Regions from separate parts of the Homo sapiens genome. Here region 2 is linked to region 1. The links are chromatin loops, found by intact Hi-C in ENCODE. Cell type or tissue: CD4-positive, alpha-beta T cell. All regions are shown on one strand. Each heading gives the region's core, and the rest is flanking DNA. Links, peaks and the distances in the headings are about the cores only. Region 1 has its middle 35 kb from the start of NEK3. Region 2 has its middle 9.2 kb from the start of LINC00345.

Region 1 (5,377 bases), core at 278-5,277:
ACGCCCAGCTAATTTTGTATTTTTAGTAGAGACGGGGTTTCTCCATGTTGGTCAGGCTGGTTGGGAACTCCCGACCTCAGGTGATCTGCCCACCTCGGCCTCCCAAAATGCTGAGATTATAGGCCTCAGCCACAGCGCCCAGCCTTAATATTCTGATTTCTTAACATTCTTTCATTTTCCTGAGCTTCTGAATGTAGCAATATATTAACACTCTATAAACAACAACAATATATTCTCCTGGACTCTTTGATAAGGTTGACTAATGAAAATTCACTCACGTCCAGAAGTAGTCACTGCTGAAAAAAAAAATGGTTTTGATGTTCTCTAGAAGTGGCTACATTAGAAATCAGAAGCTATCCTTATAAAGAACGGTGTTGTTCGCCGAGCACGGTGGCTCACGCCTATAATCCCGGCACTTTGGGAGATCAAGGCGGGTGGATCACGAGGTTAGGAGTTCGAGACCACCCTGGCCAAGATGGTGAAACCCCATCTCTACTGAAAATACAAAAATTAGCCGGACGCGGTTGCGGGCGCCTGTAATCCCAGCTACTCGGGAGGCTGACAGAGCAAGACTCCGTCTCAAATAAATAAATAAATAAATAAATAAATAAATAAATAAATAACAGTGTTTACTAACCTTCTAGATAATTTAGCAACCTCATCCAAAATTGTTTTTTTTTTTTTTTGCATAGGTTCCCTGATTTTAAATAGACTTTCAAATTCCATTCCACATTTCCATTTTGACTGTAACAGCTACAAACACTTCTATAGTATTTACTGTGTGCTACACTCGGCTGTAAACACTATTCCATATTTAACCCATTTAATCCTCAGAGTATGCCTGCAAGGTAGGTGCTAACATGATTCCCTTTTCCACAGATAAGGCAACTGAGACCCAGAGAGGGTGCGAAAACTTGTCCGGAGTGCCACAGAAAGGGGCGGAGCCTGGCTGCCTGGTTGCGCCCATCCTGCAGCACAGCAGTGCTCTGCTGTGTCTACTCAACACCTGAGCAGTGGAGGCTTAGTGTGACTGCTTTATGCTCCTGCTTTTTATTTCTTTTCTTTTTTTTTTTTTTTTTTGTTTTTGAGACAGAGTCTCGCTCTGTTGCCCAGGCTGGAGTGCAGTGGTGCAATCTCAGCTCACTGCAAGCTCCGCCTCCCGGGTTCACTCCATTCTCCTGCCTCAGCCTCCTGAGTAGCTGGGACTACAGGCGCCCGTCACCACGCCCGGCTAATTTTTTTGTATTTTTAGTAGAGACAGGATTTCACCGTGTTAGCCAGGATGGTCTCAATCTCCTGACCTCGTGATCCGCCCACCTCGGCCTCCCAAAGTGCTGGGATTACAGGCGTCAGCCACCGCGCCCGGCCCTCTTTATGACTATTTTTAAACTATGATGAAAATTAGAATATATAAATAATCCTTTAATATCCATAAGACTTTGCTTTGTGTATGTTCATGATCAAATTAAAACGTAACTTTTGAGTCCTCACAGGTCGAAAGCACAAGCTCCATTATCAAGAGTAATACAACACCCTCCTAATCTCCACATAGCACAGAGGCAACTCCTCACTATTTTTTTTTTTTTTTTTTGAGACGGAGTCTTCCTCTGTCGCCCAGGCTGGAGTGCAGTGGCGCGATCTCGGCTCACTGCCAGCCCCGCCTCCCGAGTTCACGCCATTCTCCTGCCTCAGCCTCCCTAGTAGCTGGGACTACAAGCGCCCGCCACCACGCCCGGCTAATTTTTTGTATTTTTAGTAGAGACGGGGTTTCACTGTGTTAGCCAGGACGGTCTCAATCTCCTGACTTCGTGATCCGCCCGCCTCGGCCTCTCAGAGTGCTGGGATTACAGGCGTGAGCCACCGCGCGCGGCCACAACTCCTCACTATTAAAAAGAACCATGGTAAGATCTGAATCCTGCACTTAGCGGGAACCTGCGACACGAAAGCCTGGCCAGCCCTTGGAGCCATGCAGGGTGCAGTTAAGCCGGGAGCACCATGTACCACTGGCCTGCCTCGCGGCTTCTGCCTTCCCGACGGCAGCAGGAGACAGAGGGGCGGGAAAGGCTGACCGGTGTCACCTCCCACTCACCCTCTGATTGGGTCTAAGCGGGCAGCGGCAGCCGCGGGGCTCACTACATCCTGGGCTAGTCGGGCAGCACAGGCACACGCGCCCCCGAACGGCAGGGAGGACAAATTAAAACTCTCCTTTAAGTTCCCTAAGTGGGAACTCGCGAGAGCGCGTCAGCTTTTACCCACGCTCCCGCAGAGCCGGTTCCCTGCACCTGGCTCTGGCCGAACTCCCCCGGCCTGGGCTGGCGGCCTCCCGCGCGCCCGCGGGGAATCTGAGTAGCTGGATTTACAGGCGTGCGCCACCACGCCCGGCTAATTTTTGCATTTTTAGTAGAGACGGGGTTTCACCGTGTTGACCAAGCTGGTCTGGAACTCTTGACCTCAGGTGATCCACTCGCCTCGGCCTTCCAAAGTGCTGAAATTACAGGCGTGAGCCACCGCGCCCGGCCTAAAATCACTTGTGAAAAATGAAACTTAAGTGTTATTTTGACTCTACATCAAGAATAAAGACTGAAAAGAAACGCTATTTCATCGGGCAGCAGGTCCTATGGTAATTTTTTTAAACCTCTTTGGTTTGAGAACGTGATGAACGCTATAGACCCTTTCCCTCCAAACAACGCACAGTAAGTGTCTGTTAAAGAACAGACTGATCGGCTGGACGCGGTGGCTCACTCCTGTAATCCCAGCACTTTGGGAGGCTTAGGCAGGCAGATCACGAAGTCAGAAGTTCGAGACCAGCCTGGCCAACATGGTGAAACCCCGTCTCTACTAAAAGTACAAAAAAATTAAAAAAAAAAAATTAGCCGCGCGTGGTGGCGCACGCCAGTAATCCTAGCTACTCAGGAGGCTGAGGCAGGAGAATTGCTTGAACCCGGGAGGCGGAGGTTGCAGTGAGCTGAGATCGCACCACTGCGCTCCAGCCTGGGCGACAGAGGGAGACTCCGTCTCAGAAAAAAACAACTTAAAAACGGACTGCGTCTGTAGTTTTTGCACAACTGATCACGCCCTCCACTATCTCGTTCGGCGGTCTCGGCGGTTTAGGATCCTCCTAGGCCAGCGAACCTTGCTGAACACTGGCGAGGACTCAGTCTCCAGGAATAGAATCGCGGGGTGGGTAGGGTCGCCTGGAGGTAGCTGGCTCCGCCCGGCCCGCGGGCGAGTCCGGAACACAGTTACCCACCCCTGTTGCCCACCGGAAAGCAAAGGGAGGGGAACAAGCCAGACCGGAAACGGAGGAGAGCGCGGGGGATGTGTTTGGCATGGGGACGCACTGTTACAGTTGCGCTCCTGGTTGGCTTTGTGTTTCCGCGGTGTTGGTAGAGTCTCGGTGTTTCTACCTCTTAGCACCCTTTCCTGCCACCCTTTGTCCTGTGGAAGCCCGGAGACATCAGCGGCTGCAATTTTGCTACTCGCTGCTCGGCATGGAACGGTCAGGTACCGCAGTTCAGCGCTCTTGGCCCCGCAGGTCCTCGGGCATCCCCGTGCCCCGTGCTGTACATTCAGTTATCCTCCGACTTCCCGGGGTCGAAGGTATTACCTGCTGGGTTTTAGAATCTATTGCTTTACATCTGAGAAAAGAAAAATCCCAGAAAGATAAGATGACTTGCCCAAGATCATAGCGTGCCTGGAAAACAGTGCTCCGATTACAAGCTGGTCGCTGTGCCTCATTCGTCTTGTCATCAACTCCTGTCAGTTTATCCAAGCTCCAAAAGCGAAGTTGTTTTAGCTTTTGCTTCCCAAGATTTATTTGATAGTCTCATTTCTGTTTCCTTCGTTTATTCTTTCGTTCATTATTGGAAAACTTTACAGCGTGCCAGTACTGGTCATAAACCCCAAGTAAGACAGTCTTGTCGTCACGGAGGGTGTAGTTCCAGCAAGTAGACAATACAAGTGCTGTGTAGTGAAGTAATTGCTGAGATAGTGTATGGAAGCACAGAGTACACTATTCATGCAACAAGTAATTGCTAGAGGAGCAAATAGGGACACCTAACCATTGCAGGGGCGACTCAGGATATCCTTTCTGGAAGAAAAGTCTGATGAAATCTGAAGGACCACTGGTTGAAATTAGCCAGGAAAGAAAAGATGTTGCAGCATACTTGGTTTTGCTATTTATCCTCCGAGTACTTTATTGTTATGAAAGCCTAATTCCACTGTGTAACTTCCATGCATAACACTCAGAAGCCAGTTTGGTTAAGTACAGTGCTGAAGCAGATTAGTAGCAGTGAAGATGGGAAGGACCAGCTGAATGGAGGAGAAAAATTGCCCAGGTAGAATTAAGGGGATGTGACATCATGGGATAATGGTAGGGTGGTCAGAGAGAGCAAAGATTTCAACTGGCTGCGTTGGAGTTGGTATCCTTAATGTTAGCAGAAGAATGCAGATCCGGGGTTGAGAAAGATTTTTACATATGTTATAGTTTTTAGAAAACAAACAAAAAAAATCTGTTTATGTCAGGGGCATTTTAATATAGAAGTGTGAAAAATGGAAAGTCAGTCTGAAAGGGGACGTCTTGAATGTCGTTTTGAAGGTGTTGCATTTGAAGTACTGATGCGATGCTGTCAGTGGAAACAAACTCAGGTGGGAGGTTAGGTTTAGAATTTTATTATATTAGTGTTATGGAGTTATTTATACATGGTTTTCCTATAATGTAGATTGCTTTCTGTGGTATGATAGCAGTCTTGAAAGAAAACACGGTAGTAAAGATTATATGTGAGATTCATTCCCCTGATTACCACCTTTCTGTAAAAATACCTTTAGTATTAACTATTTATTTAGAGCCGGAGTTTCGCTCTTACTGCCCAGGCTGATCTTGACTCACCGCAACCTCTGCCTCCCATGTTCAAGAGATTCTCCTGCATCAGCCTCCCAAATAGATGGGACTACAGGCATGCACCACCACACCTGGCTAATTTTGTATTTTTAGTGGAGATGGGGTTTCTCCATGTTGGTCAGACTGGTCTCGAACTCCTGACCTCAGGTGATCTGCCCCCCTCAGCCTCCCAAAGTGCTGGGATTACAGGCGTAAGCCACCGTCCCCGGCCAACTTTATTTATTATTATTATTATTATTATTATTATTAATTATTTTTGAGACAGAGTCTTGCTCTGTGTCCCAGGCTGGAGTGCAGTGGCACGATCTCGGCTCACTGCAACCTCTGTCTCCTGGGTTCAAGTGGTTCTTGTCCCTCATCCTCCCGAGTACAGTAGCTATGTTACCTATGTTACTTAATCCTTACAATCTTAAAGGACAGGCACATACCACCATGCTGGGCTCATTTCATGATTTTTAGTGGAAACGGGGTTTCATT
Region 2 (5,377 bases), core at 61-5,060, 410 kb before region 1:
ATTACTACATGAATTCTAAGAAACACTTTAGATCTAGTAAATAATACATCTTGGAAAGATCTAAGTGAATAAATAATACATCTACAAAGATTCAGAAAAATTGAGAATATTCTGTCCATCTGCATGAAGTAATCAGTAGTTCATGCTAGTGGATGACACACAAAAAGGTAAACCATGAAGCCACTTCTCCCAAGTGGCAGGATGGCAGAACACGAATGTCATGGCCCAGGTGAGGCTTACATGCTCTGTCACTACTTTGCTTTTCCAGCAAAATGTATCCTATTCTGCTGTTTGTTTTATACCATTTTCCATCATACTTGTCTATGTACTTGACAAGCAATCAAATGTAATTTTTAATTGCTTTTTAGTCACTAGAATTGCCCATATACGTGACTTCATTTCCCAATAAATGTCTGTAAATCTGTGTCTTTTATGTTCAAAGTAATCCTTTCCCCTAAAATCAACTATGAATTAACTTTCAATGCCTCTGTGTAAAAAAAGTACATAAGACTGTTTCCAACAAAATCAGGGGGCAGCATAAATAGCTGCAATGTGTTAATGAGACAATAACACCACTGACTGCCCACTGCACACTGAACAATTTACACCCTCATCTCATTTAATTTCCTCAATGACATCAGGATTATCCAACAAGGGCAGTCATGTGTCTCAGCAGGTGTATGAAAACCTGTAATGAGGAGTCCAGGAATGGTCAATATTTGGAAATCCAACTAGCCAGGCCAGCAATGGCCTCAGTTTTCTGAGGTTTGCGCTTTGTGAAATAAGCCTGCAGAATAAACCCAGTTGTCCAGCAGTTTCAGCTACCTACTTCTATTCACTTGTGGCTCTACTAGCAAAAGTATTAAAGGATTATGGACATCTTTCCAAAGGCAGTGTACTAGCTAAAGGCACAGAAAGAAGGAGAGAATGAGGCTGGATGGGCTTACTGGGGGCATAACTCATCGTGAGGTTTCCTGATCTGGGTGAGGGATGATGTGTGTGGTATATACTGGATGTGGTATTTCCTTTCTTTTTTCTTAGGTGGATTAAGAGCTGTTTCGTCAGGCCGGGCACGACAAAACAGGGATCACGCCTGTAATCCCAGCACTTTGGGAGGCCGAGGCAGGTAGATCACAAGGTCAGAAGATTGAAACCATCCTGGCTAACATGGTGAAACCCCGTCTCTACTAAAAATACAAAAAATTAGCCGGGCGTGGTGGCAGGCGCCTGTAGTCCCAGCTACTCGGGAGGCTGAGGCAGGAGAATGGCATGAACCCAGGAGGCAGAGCTTGCAGTGAGCCGAGATCACACCAGTGCGCTCCAGCCTGGGCGACAGAGCGAGACTCCATCTCAAAAAAAAAAGAGCTGTTTTGCCTCTGCATCTTCACAACACAGCCTAAAACAGCCTCAAACACAGCCTAAAACAGCACTTTAGGAGGCCAAGGTGGGTGATTACTGGAGCCCAAGAGCTCAAGACTAACCAGGGCAACATGGTGAAACCTCATCTCCACAAAAAATACAAATCAATAAACAAATTAGGTGGGCATGCCGGTGTGTGCTTGCAGTCCCACCTACTCTGGAGGCTGAGGTGGGAGGATTGTTTGAGCCCAGGAGGCAGAGGCTGCAGTGCCACTGCACTTCAGCCTGGGTGACAGAGCAAGAGCCTGTCTCAAAAAAAACAACAACAGCAAAAGATGAACATACGTGCATGTTTATATAATATATAGGTAGATGATATTAGTGTAACTGTATAACACTATGTGAAAAATGAAGCTTTAGTCCCCTTGGAACACACAGGTGAGTATGACTTGTTCCCTGCTTCAAGGGGCTGGTGATCTAGCAGAGATCACAGATGTGGAGCAGGTAAACTAACAAGATAGGCAATGCAACAGGTGCCAGGCCTGTGGAGGCCCAGAGAGGTTGCACCCAGATGGATGAGTTTCCTAGATTTCATTAGCTTCTTCACAAGCGCTTTAGTGCCCAAAGCCAAAGGACAAAGTAAGAGGGAGGAGCATGGAGAGGCCCACAGCAGGAGGACTTACGGGAGATGGGACTGAAGACGAAGTGGTTTCGTGTCCTTCAAATTAGATTGTCTAGGTACTTGTCTTTCCCCTCCACGTAAGATGACTCATTCTTAGTATATTCATGTGTAAAACTGCTTTGGATTTTAGGTACATGGAAGACCAGGATCATGTCACACTAGTGTGTATTGCACAGCATATGACATAGAACTATGTTGAAACAGTGCTTAGCACATGACTTTTGGAGACGACAGAGATATGACCAGGCAGAACTGTCCTCAGGTCAATTTCTAAAGTGCATGAGAGTACTCTGGTTCCCCCAGCCCATCCTCTTGCCTTCTTGTACTCATTCTCCCCCGTCCCTTGGCCCCTCTCTATGTTGCCTTTTAGCTTCTCAGAGCCTCCTTGCTTTGGGTCTCACCCAGACCTGACACCTTTGCCGAGACCTCTCTAAATTAGCCTTTCGTCCCCTCTCCTACCTGTCAAACTGCTCTCTCATCTATCCACCAAGGGGAGGGCTATGTTGTTAAACTAACACTAATGTATGAAAGCCCACATTGCTAGCTAACACTTGTACTATCTCATAAAAGTTAATTTTTAAAAGAGGTGCTTTCAAATTTCAATAAGCAAAGGCTACAGCTGAGATTATTTTCTTTTTGCTTTCCTGGCCTCTGAAGTTATGCTTTCAGGAAACTGCTTTCTGTCTAAGTGTTAACCCAAGCTGGCCCTTAGATGCATTTGTTATGTTCAAGTGCCCTCTGGAGGCAAAAATAGTCTCCTGTTAGATAAAAGACATGCCTGCCAATGACCCACAAATTACTGGCCCCTGTGCTGTGGGGTCCATTCATTCCCGTCTTTGTGCATTCCCAGCACAGCCCTGCCTCAGGGCCTTCAGCTTAGGCATGGAAAATTCTTTGGCCTGGAATAGCTGTCCCAAAGACTGTCCCATGACTGATTCCTTCATACCATCCACTTCAGCTCAGCAGTGCTTTCTCAGCCGTGCACCGCATCTAGCCAAGTCGACCTTCCCATTCTGTCATGTAGCGCTGTTTCCTTGTCTTCCGGCACTCAGCACTATCTGAAATAATCTTCCATTCACTCAACACGTTCATCAAGTGCCTGACCTAGGCCCTGTCTCATGCACTTGGGATAGATCAAGGTACAAATGCAACAAGTTCCCTGCCCTGGCGGAACGTACAGGTCTTGGGAATCACATTGTTTCCTTTTTCATCATCAGCCTCCCCGCTGGAATGTAAGCTCAGTGAGAGTAGGGATCCCTCATCGAGGGGGCAGCCTCATTTACTACCTTATCCCAAGAGCCTGGAACTGTGCCTGGTACATCCTTCATGGTCAATCAATATTTGTGGAATGAATAAACAAATGTTTATATTAGCCAGGCACAATGGCTGAGGTGAGAGGTTAGCTTGAGGCCAGGAGTTGGAGACCAGCCTGAGCAACATAGTGAGACCTCTGTCTCATGAAGAAATTTTTTTAAGTTTATATTTTCTATCAGGATACACAACTAACATTTTAAACTTATTTTGCTGTGACAAAGTTCATTCATTCCATTATCACAAGTCTACAAAATGAGACAAACTGTATACCTCATTATTATTCAAATGATCAATAACAACCATAGTTAGCATTTATTGACCACTAAGTATTAGACACTATAATAGTGCTTTATTTGTATTTTCTCATCTTCACAAAATTTCCTGAGGCAAGTAACACCATTTTTCACTTTTAAGATGAGAAATTTGAGGCTTACAGGAGCTTCTCACTATCACAAAGTCATCAGGTGGGAGAGCCAGCTTTTGAGGACCGGACAGTCGACCCAGAGTCCATGCTGTCAGCCTCCTCCACACAGCTACGTTCACATCAGGAAGTCTGTATTACTCAGCGGCTCCCTCTACCATCCTCTAAAGAAATCCTGCACTCTCTTAGCAGGGCCTGTGAGACCCCTCAAGATCAGCCCTGCCTCCTTCGCTAGTCTCCTTCCCATTACCTCTCCTCCCACCCTGACGGGAGCCCCTGCAGCTCCCAGACACGGCCATGCCTTCCCCCACCTCCTTGCCATCCAATGCTGCGTTTCCTTCTTCCTCCCTGCCTAACTCCTACTCCTACTTCAAGGCTCAGCTCTTGCCCCAAGCTCTAGAACCTTTCCTGGTCCTCTGGGCTGGGTTCTGTGCCCATGCTCTACTGCTCCCAGCCCCCTGTGCCTGGCTTTGTGATTCTCAGTGAACGAAATGAGGTGCGGCTTTTCATCTCCAAATTTCTGGTGCTTAATTGGAACAGAGAGATTGACTAAATACTTTGAATGACAGAGCATTTAAGAATTGGCCATGTTTTACAAATTTAGGCACAGTGAGGCAAACAATCCCATTGTAAATAAGAGGGTTAGTGCTGGGCACGGTGGCTCACACCTGTAATCACAGCACTTTGGGAGGTTTAGATGGGAGGATTGTTTTGAGGCCATGAGTTTGAGAACAGCCTGGTCAATATAGTGAGACCTCCTTCTCTACAAACAAACACACAAACAAAATAATTAAAAATTAGCCAGGCAGGGTGGCACAGGCCTGTGGTCTCAGCTACTTAGGAGGCTGAGGTGGGAGGATCATTTGAGTCTCGGAGCTCAAGGCTGCAGTGAGCTATGGTCACGCCACAGCACTCCAGCCTGGGTGACAGAGCAAGACCTTGTGTCTTAAAAAAATTAAAAAAGGTTAGAATGTGGCCCATGGAAGTCCTCAAAGGTACAATCGCATGAAGCTGAGAAGCAGCAGCATGGAGCAGGGGGTACTCAAAGCATCAACTGGCAGAACCAGATCTTTCCTCTCATTCCCACCCCAAGAGACTTTTCCGATTCATCCAGCTGGAAGCAGAGAGGCTAGGATTTCCCTCTCAGGTGTCTGATCCAGAGCTTGCATGCTAATCTCTAAGGCAATGGCATCTCAACTCTGCTGGACCTTTATTTGTGTGTCCTTTCAATGGTTATATTTGCCTGTGTTTGCCCAGAATAACTAATTTAATGAAAGCATTTTAAAAAGATGTTTATAAATGGCTAAATATCTAGTGATAGGTGCCATACAAATATTTAGATACCAACGGTCTAAATCCAGATTATTTTTACTGGGGGAACCATTATTAATGTAATTATAAAATAGTACATTGTGGAAATGTACACACAAGAGAGAAGGAGAGAGAGAAGAGAAAGAGAGAGAAGCTGCATACACTTGCTATTTCACAACAATGATGCAATCCAACAGTTTACAAAGATAATTCCTTTAGACAGATACTGACTAAAACTCACCAGGGGCAGGGCCCTGGGCCCAGCAAGGAGTTAATCACAGCTCCTGGGC

What was found. Peaks named below come from ENCODE experiments on the same cell type or tissue, not always from the same donor. Only the 100,000 strongest peaks of a DNase experiment are listed, where the experiment ranks them.
Region 2: it touches region 1 in a loop (5-fold over the local background); 3 of 110 quality-filtered maps call a loop at or near these places.

Annotation. Positions count from the first base shown.
Region 1 is chr13:52,192,381-52,197,757 of GRCh38, reverse strand. It overlaps the pseudogene MRPS31P5. Among named protein-coding and RNA genes, the nearest start is that of NEK3, 35 kb to the right of the region's middle. RefSeq lists enhancers at 2,952-3,001, 3,042-3,091, 3,132-3,401. In CD4-positive, alpha-beta T cell, for the core only: no CTCF peak of the experiment used is centred there; DNase peaks (open chromatin) are centred at 2,157, 2,747, 3,287 and 3,937; H3K4me3 peaks cover 2,830 bases; H3K27ac peaks cover 1,316 bases.
Region 2 is chr13:52,606,923-52,612,299 of GRCh38, reverse strand. No RefSeq gene overlaps it. Among named protein-coding and RNA genes, the nearest start is that of LINC00345, 9.2 kb to the right of the region's middle. In CD4-positive, alpha-beta T cell, for the core only: CTCF peaks have their summits at 2,644 and 2,843; a DNase peak (open chromatin) is centred at 2,779.